2 separate regions of the Mus musculus genome follow, and region 2 is linked to region 1. The links are chromatin contacts, found by Hi-C or POLR2A ChIA-PET in ENCODE. All regions are on one chromosome and are shown on one strand. Each heading gives the region's core, a stretch centred on a gene start or an enhancer-like site at or near the end of the contact. The rest is flanking DNA. Distances are from core to core; before and after follow the strand shown. Region 1 holds the start of Extl1 (exostosin-like glycosyltransferase 1). Region 2 has its middle 12 kb from the start of Pdik1l.

Region 1 (6,843 bases), core at 2,975-5,474:
ACAGGAATCTATTCAACCAATTTGGAAAAGCACTCGCACCACGGAGCCAGAAGTATAGCTTAGACTCCCAACCCCACTTCAGCTTCCGAGTGCTTCCTGGATCAGAGAACTGAGGGCCCCTGAAATCCCCCCAACACCCTGTGCCCTGGGATGGGGACTGAGATCTCCTGTGGAGGATGCCGGGAGAATCAGTAATAATTGAGGAAGGTAGGTACAGTCAGTCCCCTGGAGAGCCTCCACCACAGCCACCTGCCTGCCAGCTAGAATGTGGGACAGTGGCTGGGACTGAAGTACCTCTTTCTCTGGCCAGTGCTTGTTTATTCAGGCTGTCTTCTGGGGCTGGCCTCCCTCTCTCACCCTGTCCCTATGCTGTCTGGCCCAGGCTGCTGCTACGTCTGAGAAACTGAGGGCAATGAAAGACTACCACGAAGCATACCTTGGAAAGAAAGGCATCATGGGAAATGCTGCCCAGAGCAGAAGGGAAGGGCACACACCTGTAACCTCTAGACCCCCCCCCCACACACACACAAAGCAAAGACAGTGGAATTACTGCAAGCTCCAGGCCAGCCCCGTCTACCCTGAGCCTTCCAGGTGGGCCAGGGAAAAACAGAGGAAAAGAAAACCCAACAACACAAAGTATCTACACATAGTAATCACAAAGTATCTGTAACTATGGGTAATAACCATTGTTAGCCCAAAGAGGCCGGGGCCTTTAATCCCAGCACTTGGGAGGCAGAGGCAGGCGGATTTCTGAGTTCGAGGCCAGCCTGGTCTACAAAGTGAGGTCCAGGACAGCCAGGGTTATACAGAGAAACCATGTCTCGGAAAAAAAAAAAAAAGAGGGACTTCCAGAGCCAATGAGTGCACAGCGCAGTGGTATAGTATTTGCCTGGCATGTACATGGCCCTGGGGACAGTCCATAGTAACACACACAGACACACACACACACACACACACACACACACACACACACACACACACACAAAGATGGCCATCAACAGCAATAGTAAGTTTTTAAGACTACTGCTTCTAGTCACAGGAGAGTCCCTGTCAGGGTCTGGGTCTGAAGATCCCCAGAAGGGCTGGAGGGTGTGTGTGTTGACAGGAGGCGGGTGAATGACAGGGCAGGCTCCCAGGAGGTCTCCAAGTGACTTCGGGAGGTAAGGATTCCATTCCCTGTAGATTCCCCTGAACCTTAAGTAGAGGTAGAACTGGAACTTGGCCAGGGGAGGGAGTCCCCGGGGAGAAGGGTGAAGCTCAGAGTAGCCATGTTGGAGGACAGGGAGGGAGACCACAGGAAGACACAGAAAAAGAGAGACTCCAGAGGGACTATAAACTCTGGGGATATGGAAAGGGAGCCTTGGGATCCACAGCCAGCACAACCTTGGAAGGAGACAGCTGACCTGCTGGGCACATAAGGGTTCAGTCGTTAGGAGTAACCACAGCTTCATCACTGAAGTGTGCCCAGCACAGGTCTCCATCCCCTTATGTCTACACAAGGATTCTCACAGGTAGGAAGTTCTTTAAGTCAGACCTAAGTCATATTTCTAAAACCAGAGGCTGTTATTTCCTTGAGAGATTAATCTCCAAAATTAGACCCAGGAGCAGTTTCCAGCTGGGACCAGCTACCAGGTTCGGTGGCTCCCCTGAGGCCTTGGACAGGATTGAACCCAACTCTTGCTTAAAACTCAGAAGCCTTCGGAGACAGACAGTTCTGTGTTCACTCTGGCCGGGTGGCCATGGCTAAGTTCCCTAATATATATCTTCTTTAGAATACAGACTCCTTAGCGACAGCAGTTAGAATTATTTTACTATACATAATAGCTTGTGTGTGTGTGTGTGTGTGTGTGTGTGTGTGTGTATAGGCCAGAGTTTGAGGGTGGGTGTCTTGTTCAGTCCTGTGAGTGGGTGGGGTACCCATGTGCCTTGGACCATGTGTAGAAGTCAGAGGACAATTTCCAGGAATCTCTTCTTTTTCAAACTTGTGGGCTCAGGGGGACGACAGAACCCTCCAGCCCTCAGGCTTGGTGGCAAGTGTCTTTGCCCACTCAGCCACCTCTCTACCTTCAGGGTCTCTCATTGATCTTGAAACTCCTAAGCTGGTTGGCTAGAGCTCTAGATCCTCCTGTCTCTACCTCCTCAACACCGGAAGGTCTCATGGGGTGGGGGTAGCGGAGGGGGAGGGGGCTTGAACTCATGTCTCTATGTTTGTAAGGTAAACACACCTTATGACTATGATCTACTTCCCCCTACCACGTCATTGTTTATGGAAGTGCTATCACCCGAGTGAGCGAATGGTATACAAATGTCTGTTACATAAAACGTTAGAGTAGGAGGGACCAGCATACCAGGCATGGAGGAGGTGGGAGGGGGAGGCAGCCTGCTATGTTTCTAAGATCCCCAAGGGAGAATTCCAAAAATCTGCCTTTCACACCCTCGGAGACTTATCACTCCAGCTTGGTGGAGATCTGCTCTGCTGTCTTAACCCTCTCTCTCCTACTGCGGCTGAGAGTTTGTCGGACAGGATGACAATCTTAACCCTTCACTCCATCCTCTGGATCTGCTCCTGTCCCAGCCGCCTCCCACTCAGGAGTTCCCTCCCACTCAGCGGCTCCCCAAGGGTAGGTTTACTTACTGCTGGGGTCCAGGGTCTTGCTCACAGTGCCTGTCCCAGAGGCAGGCTGAGGCGTGGGTGCTTGTGATACGCCACCTGCCTTTCTCCTCTGCTACCGCCAGTAAGGTGGCCCCAGGTTGGGGACTGTGCTGCTGCAGCTTGCCGGGAGCCCCACCTCGCAATGGGTGAGCTTCGGGGAGATACGGGAGCGCTAAATCGAAGCCCGGTCGGAAGATGTCCGAGGAGGGGCTGGCCTCAGCTACCATCGCCTGTCCCAGCCTGGTGCAAGGGGCTGGGTAGAGACTCAACACCAGATGGTTCCGGCCTCCGTTCCAGTTCGGAGGCAGGGGCCCGCAGGCTCCTCTACGATCCTGGCTGGGGAGAAAAAGGAGAAGGCAAGCGTCTGCTGGGCTGAGTGCAGAGTAGCGGGAGCCTTCCAAGGAATCCAGGATCCTGCGCTGAGCCTCAGAGGTCGGACCAGCCGGGGAGTGCACAAAGATCTTGAGGACCTTTCCCCTACACTTGGAGGTGTCAAAGCAGGCTCCCCAGGTGCAGCTGCTTCCCCGAGAGACCCGAGGGAGCTGTGCGACATCTTCTGGGTTCGTCTCAGACTGGGAGAAACTCTGTAAGAAGGCAGCATCCAGCCAGCGGGGCCAGCCTTGGGAGCGCCCTGGAAGAGGACCGGGCAACACTGCCAGGCGAAGGGGGAAGACTCCTAGGAGGACGAGGAGGAGCCAGAAGGCTGACAACGCCAGCCAGAAGGACTTTCTTCTCCACAGCATGTGGCCACCAACAGCTAGGACTAGAAGGAAGTGAGGAATTTCTGTAGCAAGTGGAGGAGGCGACCCCAGGCAGGAGGGAGCTGGAAATCAGCCTTCTGGTCCAGCGCTCTCACCATTGAAGGCAGGTCCCCTAGCTAAGTTCGACTAACCATTGGCCACCTGTGGGATTGACCCCTCGTGGGAAGTCCAAGGAGGCTCTGGCTTTCTAAATTTGCATTCCCACTCTCCGACTGCTTTCTCTACCTTCACACAACCTTGCCACCCTTTGCCCTCTCATCGGGACCTCTGCCCTGGGCCACTGCTCGGGCTGATGCAACCCTTGTCCAGACCACAAGATCGTGTCCATTTGCGCTCAGGACTGCACCCCTGATCTTACCCTTGACCCAAGGGCAGGCTATCTATGGAGAACTGTCTGGGTTCATGGGGAGTGGGTATCGGGAGGGGGTGGCCAAGGATGATGTAGAAGGAGGCAGGACTGTCCTCTCCCACTCTTCCCTCTGCCCCAAAAGCTCTTGAAAAAAACCCTGGCTACCCCTGTGTTTGGTGGCTGGCCTTCTGTGGCAGAACTATAAATAGACCTTGTGTCCATGTGGGCCACCAGAGCCAGCTGAAGTTGGAGCCGGAGTGCATCCCATGCCCGCCGCCTGGGGAATGAGAAGGTTCGGAGTGTGGTCTTCTTCCCCTCGGCTATGGCCCCTAACCCAGGCAGCTGCTCTGCACCCTCCGGCTAGGAGCTGTCACAGGGCAGAGGGCAAGACCTACGCTCCAAATTCCTGTTCCTGCCCCACAGGTCCAGCCGGCAGCTCCAGGTCCCACTCCAGAAGGTATCAAGTCGGTCCAGCTCTCTTTCGCAGCAGCAGCAGCCTGGCCACACCCCCGCCAGCTCTGATTGGCTCCTGGCTAGGAGGCAGGGTTTCCACTTAACCCCTTGCAACCTCTTTCGCTGGGGTACCGTTTCGTTTCTTTTTCCTTTTTTTTTTTTTTTGAGACGAGGGGGGTGGGGATGTTCCTGTAGCCCCGGTTGGTTTCAAACCCACCTTGCAACCAAGGACTTTGAGTCCCTGATCAATCTGTCTTCACCTCGGAGTGCTCGAATGCCAGCTACCTGCCATCACGCCTGGCTCTGGAAGATTAATAATGGTCAGGAGGGCACCATACCTCACTGGTGGCTGTGGATTGACAGTTTGCTTCTCTCCAAGGTCTTTACCAGTGATCCAAAGTAGATGTTTATCTGCCTTTCCCCCCCCCTTTTATTACGATTATCATTGTCTATTTTTAGAATTGATGTTGTGGTACTGGGAGTAGAACCCAAGGCTTTGTGCACACTAGACAAGTATTCTATCACTGAATTACATCACCAGCTCTTTTGTCTTTTTTACTATTGAGAAAAATGAAGCGCAGAGCAGGGATTGCCTTTCTTAAGGTGACCCAGCTTTGATGTGTCCAGGTGAAGATTTGAACTCAGAGCCTGGCCTGATGGGGCCTCTTCTTGTCCCCTCGGCCACTGAATGGAGCTGGGCAGTGTCTACCTGCATCTTTAAAATGGATTAACATCATTCCCTTGGAGGGTTGCTATTGTAGGTCCTACAAGAGCACTTGGTGGGGTGTCCTTCAACAAGGAAGTATCCTTCCGCTGGCCTCTCCTCCTTGGTGAGCAGCCTGAGGGCAGGGCACAGTGAGGTGCCCAGGAACATCCTCAAAATGGGATCAAGAAGAATCTGGCCTCTTGCAGTAAGAGGTAGGTCGCTCCGTGATAGACAGCTGCTCAGGCAAACCGCAGGCTTTCTCACGCAGGAGACAGGTGTGGGCATGCGCTGTTGCCATCCCACCAGGCTTGGAATTGGCAGAAGGTTCCCTTCCTCTAGGAAGCGGCTGAGACTCCTGAGTCAGAGCCAGGACCCTCCTTCAGGGGCTCAAGCTTGCTCTGGCCACATCCATGTTCAATCATCTAAGAGATCCTTCGCATCCTAACTTGGACCAGGTTCCCAGGGAGGCACTGGAAGTGCCATGCTGAATAAGAGTAATAGTGTAGGTGACTATGTCCTGAGCACGCTGGAAATGACTATAAAGGAGATATTACTATCATTCCCATTTTACAGAAGAGAAAGTTGAGGCTCAGGGAACTTGAGTAACTTTGCCTGTATTCCCATGGCTTAGCCAGGTCCTAAGCCATCTATCTATACATCTTCTCTTTTATTCTGAGGCAGTGTTTCTCTATGTAGCCAAGAACACACTATATAAACCAGGCTAGCCTTGATCTTGCGTGTCTCTGTGTCCCCTGTGCTAGGATTAAAGGTATATGTTACCATACCTGGCCATTCATTTTAAAAACATATTTATTTTTATTTGGTGTGTATGAGTGTTTGCCTCTGTGTGTGTGTGTGTGTGTGTGTGTGTGTGTGTGTGTGTGTGTGTGTGTGTGCCTGTGCATGCCTGTCTACAGTATTACAGTATGCATGCCCTGTGCCTAGGGGGGCCAGAAGAGGGCATCAGATTCACTGGAACTGAAGTTAGAGATAATTGCGAGCTGCCATGTGGGTTCTAGGAACCAAACCTGGGTTCACTGTATAAAAAAAAAAAAGAGCTCTGAGCCATTCTTCCAGCCTACCATCCATACCTTTAACCACTAAACAGGCAATGTGCAGAGTGAGATGGGCCCTCTCCTCTACCCCTGTTGTTAGAGAGCCTATGGATGGGGGAACCTGACAGCACACAGTGGGGCTGCTGAACCCAGGGGCCGAGAAGGCCTCTGAGGGTGACCTTGACCTTAGGACTGGAAAGGAAGCAACATTGTTTGGGGTTTGCCTGCACTGGGATGGAACCTTCCTACTTCCCCAAGCTGGGTAACTGCTCCCCTACTGAGCTGCCTCCTGGCTACATTTTTGTTTGGTTTGCTGGCCTTGAACTAGCTATGTAGTCAAGAAATCTCTTGAATGTCTGCTCCCCTTGTCTTGACCTCCTCAATGCTGTGATTGTAGGCAGGCACCACCAAGCCTGGGTTTATGTGGTGTCACACCTAACCCGGGGCCTCGTGCGTGCACGTTACACCCTACCAACTGAGCCATCCTCCCAGCTTCCAAATACGTTTTTGAGAAAAATCACCCTCCCTATGAGGAAGTAAGAAGTGGTCACCTTCTCCCTCATTCCACAATTATTTAGTGAGCGTTATCCCATGGGCCAGGCAGGCCCCGAGGGGAGCAGGTAGTGATAGCATCTTCACTGAAAATGGAGGCTTCTCTCCCAGAAGGAAACATAAGACAGAAATGAAAATCTTCCGTAGTGTCAGGGAAGAGTAAGAAAGGTGGCGTCAGGGGCCTGAGGTAGCCTTGCTATCAAGCGCCCCTCGGAGCTTCTAGGGGAAAATTGCTCCAAGCACAGGGGCAGCAAGGGACACAGGGGGCAGGGGCAGGAGAGTGGACCTGTGACCTGTTTTCCCAGCAACACACA
Region 2 (6,843 bases), core at 2,345-4,844, 73 kb before region 1:
AGGAGAATATCCTTAGACAAGCCTGTATATTTTACCTTAAAATACAATTATGTGTGGGGGCTGGAAGAGCACTGACTGATCTTCCGAAGGTCCCAAGTTCAAATCCCAGCAACCACATGGTGGCTCACAACCATCCGTAATGAGATCTGATGCCTTCTTCTGGGGTGTCTGAAGGCAGCTACAGTACTTACATATAATAGATAAATAAATCTTTTTTTTTTAATGTGTGTATGTGTATGTACATGTAGAAGCCCATAGAGGCCAGCAGAGGGCGTCAGCTCCTGGAGCTGTAGTTACAGGAGTTTTTGTTTTTAAGTCATCTAGTGTGAAGGCTGGGAACCGGACTCTGGTCCTCTCTGGAAGATTAAAATGGATCAAAAATGGATCTTAATCTCCAACCCATCTCTCCAGCCTCCTGTCTTTTTATTTATTTATTTATTTATTTATTTATTTATTTATTTATTTATTTATTTATTTATTTCAAGACAGGGTCTCTCTATTATATAGGATTATAGCTCTGGCTGCCTTGCAACTTATTATGTAGAACAGACTGGCCTTGAACTCACAGCGATCCACCTGCCTCTGAGTTTTGGGATGTGCCTCTACACCTGACTTAACTTTTTTTTTTTCCATTAGTTTTAGATGTGTATTGTATATAGCTGTGTGCATACACCACATGAGTGTAATGCCCACGGAGTCCAGTAGAGGGCATAAGATTCAGACTCAGCAGTTGTAAGTGGCTGCTTTTTCAGAGAGCCATGGTTCCATTCCCAGCTCCCCACCATGGCGCACAACCATCTGTAACTCCAGCTTTCATAATGATCAGCAAACCATTCACTTGTTTTACTCGCAGCCATCTGTAAGGAAACAACTTCCTTAAAGTCCCCACCACCTCTGTCTCTTACATAGAGACCCTGGGAGAAATGTGATAGGTACCTCTCATATATATATGAAACATCAATGTCTCTTATTTTATGTGTGTGTGTGTATACATACATATATATATGTATATAATTTATATGAGTCATCGGATCCCATTACAGATGGCTGTGAGCCACCATGTGGTTGCAGGGAACTGAACTAAGGATCACTGAAGAGTAGTAGCCAGTGCTCTTAACCACTATGCCACCTGTCCAGCCACTCTCTAGCCCCTCTTACTCTTTGTGTAATGACCAGTTTGTGGGTTTCTGTGTTTATCTGGTGAGGGCTAAGCAATGTACTGCTCTGTAGGTAATCAGTCGCTTAGAATCACTTTTATGGCTGTGTCGTTTAAGCTGAATAAGAATTGCAGGTTTTCTTCCAGGGCCCATGACCTATTGTGTTTCAAGTTCCAGGAGTAAGGACGTTATAGAACCTCCTTGAGGTCCATCTCTAGGGCATTTTCTTAATTAGTGATCAAAAGGGAAGGGCCCAGCCTGTTGTGGGTAGGACCGTACCTGCACTGGTAGTCCTGGGTTCTATAAGAAGGCAGGCTGAGCAAGCCAGGGAAAGCAGTCCAGTAAGCAGCACCCGGCTGTGGCTCCTGACTCCAGGTTCCAGCCCTGCGTGGGTTCCTCATCCCTTCAGTGATGGACTTCGATCTGAAAGTATGAGCCAAGCAAGCCCGTTCCGCCTCAGCTTGCACATTGGTTATTGTGTTTCGCTCGCAGCAATAGAAACCCTAACTAAGTTACCTTCCTAGTGGGAAACCAGCCTGCACATTAGAGGTGAGAAAAAGTCTTTCTACCCCAGCACATTCAACTGGAGCTCAGGCCCAGGTAAGAGCTGGCTCTGAGCAGAAGACTTCAGCATCTTCTATACACCTTAGGCTGATGCAGTTCATATACGTTGTCCTCTTTAAATCTCTTTGAGGTCCTGGCTCCAGGCTACATTTGGAACAATTTAAACAGAGACTGGAGACTGCAAGTCTGGCCGCTGAGGCAGATGGGAGATTTACATAGCAAAGATTGCCAGAATCATTTCTTAAGTACACCAGCTTTGTTCTCTTTGAATAGTTGCTACCTAGGCCATCTTGCCTACCTGGCAGAGGTGTACTTTTTCTCAAGAAGAAAACTGGGGCCTTTCTGGCTTTATGGCAGACCAGGGCTTAGCACTGTCCCCATGAGTGGCCTGTTAAGAGTCCTGATCTTTGGGAGAGGGACCTGAAAGCGGGAGGCCATCCTGGGGAACAAGCATTTGCATCGAACATCATAATTTTTCCTTATCTACCTATCTTTGGGGTGATTTGGGGCAGGGCTCCCTGGGCTAAATTCTACTTTGTGCGGCTTAGCATCTTCTAATCAAAGCTATTAGCAAATCCTTTATAGCATCAATCCTATGACCTTGAGTTTCTTCTATATCAAGGGATATATTTAAACGGAGTGGTTAAGGAAGGCTTAACCTGGGAAAGGGGACAGCTCAACCAAAGGATTATTATACAATAATTGTAATAATTATTATTACAATTATTATAAAAACAAATTTATTTATTTATTTATTTATTTATTTATTTATTTATTTATTTATTTATTTATTTATTGTGGCAGGTGTGGGAGGCATGCACACCCAAAAGGGGCATGCGTAGAAGTCAGGGCAGCTGTGGCCGTCAGACTTTGCATTCCACCCTATGAGTTTATGGACAGAACTCAGGTCATCAATTTTGGACATCCATGCTTTTACCTACTGGGCCATCTCACCAGCCCTATTTATTTGTTCTGTGACAAGGTCTTACTCTATAGCTCAGGCACTGACCCCAGCTAACCATGATCCTCTTGCCTCAGCCTCTGAAAGACTGAGATTCCAGGCAAGAACCGCCACATTCCTCTAGAGGCCAACTTTCGATGTTTGGAGACAGGGTCTCTCTATGAAGCTCCTGCTGTCCCAGGACTCACTATGTAGACCGGGCTGCCTTCAACCTCAAGATCTACCATAGCCTGACAGGCGCTGACTTTTTTTTTTTTTTTTTTTTGGTTTTTGGTTTTTGGTTTTTTAGTTTTTCAAGACAGGGTTTATTTGTATAGCCCTGGCTGTCCTGGAACTCACTTTGTAGACCAGGCTGGCCTCAAACTCAGAGATCCGCCTGCCTCTGCCTCCCGAGTGCTGGGATTAAAGGCGTGCGCCACCACACCCAGCTAGGCGCTAACTTTTTTAGGCAGAGAACCAAGCAACATAGGATGACGCTTCCTGGCACAGCGCTTAGTCATAGGAAAGAAGAGGGATGGTGCTGAGGGGTTGGCTGGTCAGAGTCACGCTGCAGTCTTGAGCAAAGGGCTTCTCCCCATCGCAGCCTCGCTTCTTCTGAGTTTAGCTGTACTTTCCCGGTTGCCTGCCTGCCTGCCTGCCTGCGGACCACAAGAGCAGTCACTTGAAAGGTGCATGCCCCTTCCAGGCAGCACCCACCTCCCGATCTCTTACTCCCCTTTTTGGCTGTGGAGCTCCCCGCCCCCACCTCCACGCCTCTCCCTTCCCCTTCTCCCTCCCCTCCCCCCTTTCCTAGGCTGAGTTGCTGGGTGCTGTGTTGCCTATAACAGGGCTTTGGAGGTTCTGGGACCTGAGTCCATAGCCTAGTGCTGACAATCAGCTCCTGTCACCGGGCTGTGTCGGGGGAGAGAACTTTACTGGTGTCTGGAGTCTCAAATGGGGTGGTGATGTCTGTGACAGCAGCTGGCACCCAGTGGATATTTGATAAACGGCAGTGCATGCCCTTTCCTGCCAGTCTTAGGGGACTGTCTTATTTTCTTCACAGCTTGGCTCTTTCGATCTGTGAGGCAGGAGGCTGCTTTAGATTTGGGGTGCCCCTGGCCCCCTAAATAACTTTCTGAAGAAGCCAGATGTTCCTGCTAGTCCCATGTGGAGGAATGTGGAGCAGCAGCTCCAGATTATATCAGGGACTCAGGCCTGAGGCACACCTGTCACCTGGTGAGCCACGCTGAAACGTGCTGGTCTGCTATTTTCACGGCAGTCTATCTTTAGCTAACTGGAAGTCTGTCCTTAGCCTCATCATATAGTTCAGAAACCAAGATTCAGAAAAGTAGAATCATTAAACCACACCATCCAGAGATGAAATGGAGACTGGGGTCATTTTTTTCCTGTCACCACAAACCCAGGCATCCTGTCACCGGGCCACTTGGCTTTACAGCCTCCTTAGCACACAAGTCAGGGGTCACCAAGCCCCATTCCCTGCAAAAGCAGAACAGAGAAGGGACTGGGCTTCTTAGGGTCCCACACTCAACTGGTCATGAAATTAGAAGGGTATAACCCCTGATCCCCAGCCCCAACTGAGAAAATGGGCAGCCTGAGACTTGAGGGTAGCCTGCCCCACCCCAAATTCAGACCAGAGGCTGCTCCCCTCCCTGCCCCCAGCAATGAGGTTTTCAACATGAACAGCTAGCACGCTCACAAGGAGGATGAGCTGAGTCACGGTGTATTTATAGTTGAGCCTCCTGCCTCTCCTCCTTCTCCAGGGTGTACCAGGTTCATGTGGGGCGCGAGCGGAGGGTGACAACCTGTTTATCATCCAAGGTGCCCAAGTGAGCTGTTGAGACACTCTCTGAGAACGAGGTCTGGATGCCGGCCCGGGCTTAGACCTGACCTGACCCTCACAATGCCCACACCCAGGCAACTCTTCCCTACCCCAATGGCCCCACCCTCTCCCAGCATTCCCCGGGGTACCTGAAGCAATCACACACCAGGGAACTCAGACTTGGATTAAAATAGGACAGAAATATTGCTTCTTCCAGGAAGTCAGCCTGGGTCCGTCTGGAGGATTGCAAGCCTCTGCTGGCCCCACTGCCACGAGTCAGGTGGTGAAGCCAACCTTAATATTTACCGGGACCGGCTACAAACCAAAACGCTAAGAGTTTTCACATTGCCTCTTTGTATGTTTATGTATTGTTCTTTTTAAAATAAAAGACAGTGTCTCTTTATAGTCCTGGCTAGCCTGGAACTCCCTGTGTAGACCAGGCTGGCCTCAAACTCACAGAGATTACAGAGACAGCCTCCCCATAACCCACCCCCCGTCCCCCGCATTGGGAATTAAAGATGTGTGCCATCATAGCTGGCTGTGAACTGTTTTTCTGAGATAGAGTAAGACTTTATTGTAGCTAGGATAACCTCAAATTCATAATCCTGCTGCCTCAGCCTCTCAAGGGCTGAGATTATGGGCTTGCTCCCTGATAATCCACTCTAAGAGTACTTTTCCCAGTAATACTAGAGGTCAAACCTCGGGCCCTGAGCATGCTGAGCAGATGAGCTAGCTCTCTAGAAAGCATTTCACTTTTTTCCATTCATTCATTCATTCATTCATTCATTTGTTAGTATTGTGTGTGTGAAGGGCGTGCTGACATGTGGACCATCACAGTCCTGAGAAGATCAAAGGACAACTTGCAGGAGTCAGTTCTGTCCCCTTAACATGTGGGTTCTGGGGGTGGAATTTGGGTCTTCTGGTTTGTTGGCAAGCACCTTTATCCACAAGGTTTCTCTATTCCATCCAGGCTGGCTTTGAACTTGGGAGCCTCCTGCATCAGCCTCTGGAGGAGCTGAGATTACAGGCCTGCACCATCACATTTGTCTTCTGTGACGTTATATCATCCTCAGAAATCTCTAAGTTCTACGTTAAACTAATGTAAAGTTTATAGGTGAAGGAATCAAAACTTAGAGTAGGCAACGTGCTGAGACCACACAGCTGAGCAGGGTGTGGTGCGGAAGGAATGCCTGATATCCCGGCACCAGGGAGGGGGAAGCGGGAAGATGAGAGGTTTAAAGTCATCCTCAGCTACAGAGCTCCTCTGAAGCTCACATGAAATCCTGTCTCGGAAGCAGGGTGATGGGGTGGCGGTGTACACCTTCAATTCCAGCACTCAGGAGGCAGAGGCAGGCAGATTTCTGAGTTCGAGGCCAGCCTGGTCTACAGAGTGAGCTCCAGGACAGTAGGGGCTACTTAGAGAAGGCTGTCTCAAAAAACTAAAAACAAAAACAAAAACAAACAACGGGGGCAGGGGTGGGGATGGGGTGAGGGTTGGGGTGGAACGAGACTCAAAATGAGTCTTCCTGGGTCCAGATTTCCAGCTGTGGGTAATCTTGGAGTTCCGACCTTCCCTTCTCTCGCAACCGACTCTCTATTTCCTTTTCTGTACCTACCTCCCATTGAAGGAAGGACTCCAGAAGCCTGTACACATTTTCCAGTTAGGTTTCACTGACTGTGGCCCTTTCAGGAGATGCTCCTTCTAAGTGGTTTGAACAGTTGCCAGCTTACCCCTGGCTCCAATTTCACCCCAGGAACCTGAGGCTCGGGCCATTCCACTGCTCTGCGCTCTGTGTTGTCTCTCTCAGCAGCCAGGCTCTGTGCTCCTCTGACTCAGAGCAGAGTTAAGGGAACAGGGAGAAGCCCTGGTTTGGCTTTTGGAATCTATTCTGCCTGGCCTCTGGGCTGTAGGAAGCTGGAGCCCGAGGTGTCAGAGTCCTAGAGCAGTTGGCCTCTGGGGCTGGATGTAGAGACAGCTAACCTCTGTGTGGCTGCAGCCTGGGCCTCCGAGTCCGGTCTTGTACAAGCATCGCTGGGCTCTCCAGCTTTCGATCCTCCAGCCCGACGCAGCCCTAACTCTGGTTCAGCTAGATTCCAGTCCAAGGCCTGACCATGTGTGGGGACCATGTGTGACAAAGCTGCTCACTTTGTTGACATCAGGGTTGTGGGAACTAATTGGTGATGTTCTGAGGCCCCAGGCTCCCCAACTTTCTGGCTACTCTGGTTCTAAATGTCCCTTAGTCTAGTAGCCAGGGCCCAGTGTGCCTACGGCTCTCTCCTCTCTCGTCTCCCTCTCTCCTCTCCCTCTCCCTCTCCCCCCCCTCCCCCCCTCTCTCTTTGTA

Evidence for each region. A loop is a pair of places that touch in the nucleus more often than their neighbours do. ChIA-PET counts read pairs that join two places held with the same protein, here RNA polymerase II (POLR2A).
Region 2: a loop to region 1 is called in a map of regulatory T cell, with 1.9 times the contacts of the local background. The contact joins the enhancer-like site here to the promoter of Extl1 in region 1. A Hi-C loop is called at or near these places in 3 of 37 maps with a recorded cell type or tissue (mouse trophoblast stem cell and regulatory T cell). POLR2A ChIA-PET finds 5 or more read pairs at or near these places in 3 of 5 experiments (Patski and embryonic stem cell).

Annotation. Positions count from the first base shown.
Region 1 is chr4:134,368,323-134,375,165 of GRCm38, forward strand. It overlaps Extl1 (exostosin-like glycosyltransferase 1), which reads right to left and starts at 4,225. Exons shown (of 11, transcript NM_019578.2): 1 at 2,636-4,225. The coding sequence starts at 3,396.
Region 2 is chr4:134,296,017-134,302,859 of GRCm38, forward strand. No RefSeq gene overlaps it. Among named protein-coding and RNA genes, the nearest start is that of Pdik1l, 12 kb to the left of the region's middle. Within about 2 kb of position 3,595, at least 1 of the 3 ENCODE cell types and tissues checked has a DNase peak (open chromatin) inside an H3K27ac peak, as active enhancers do.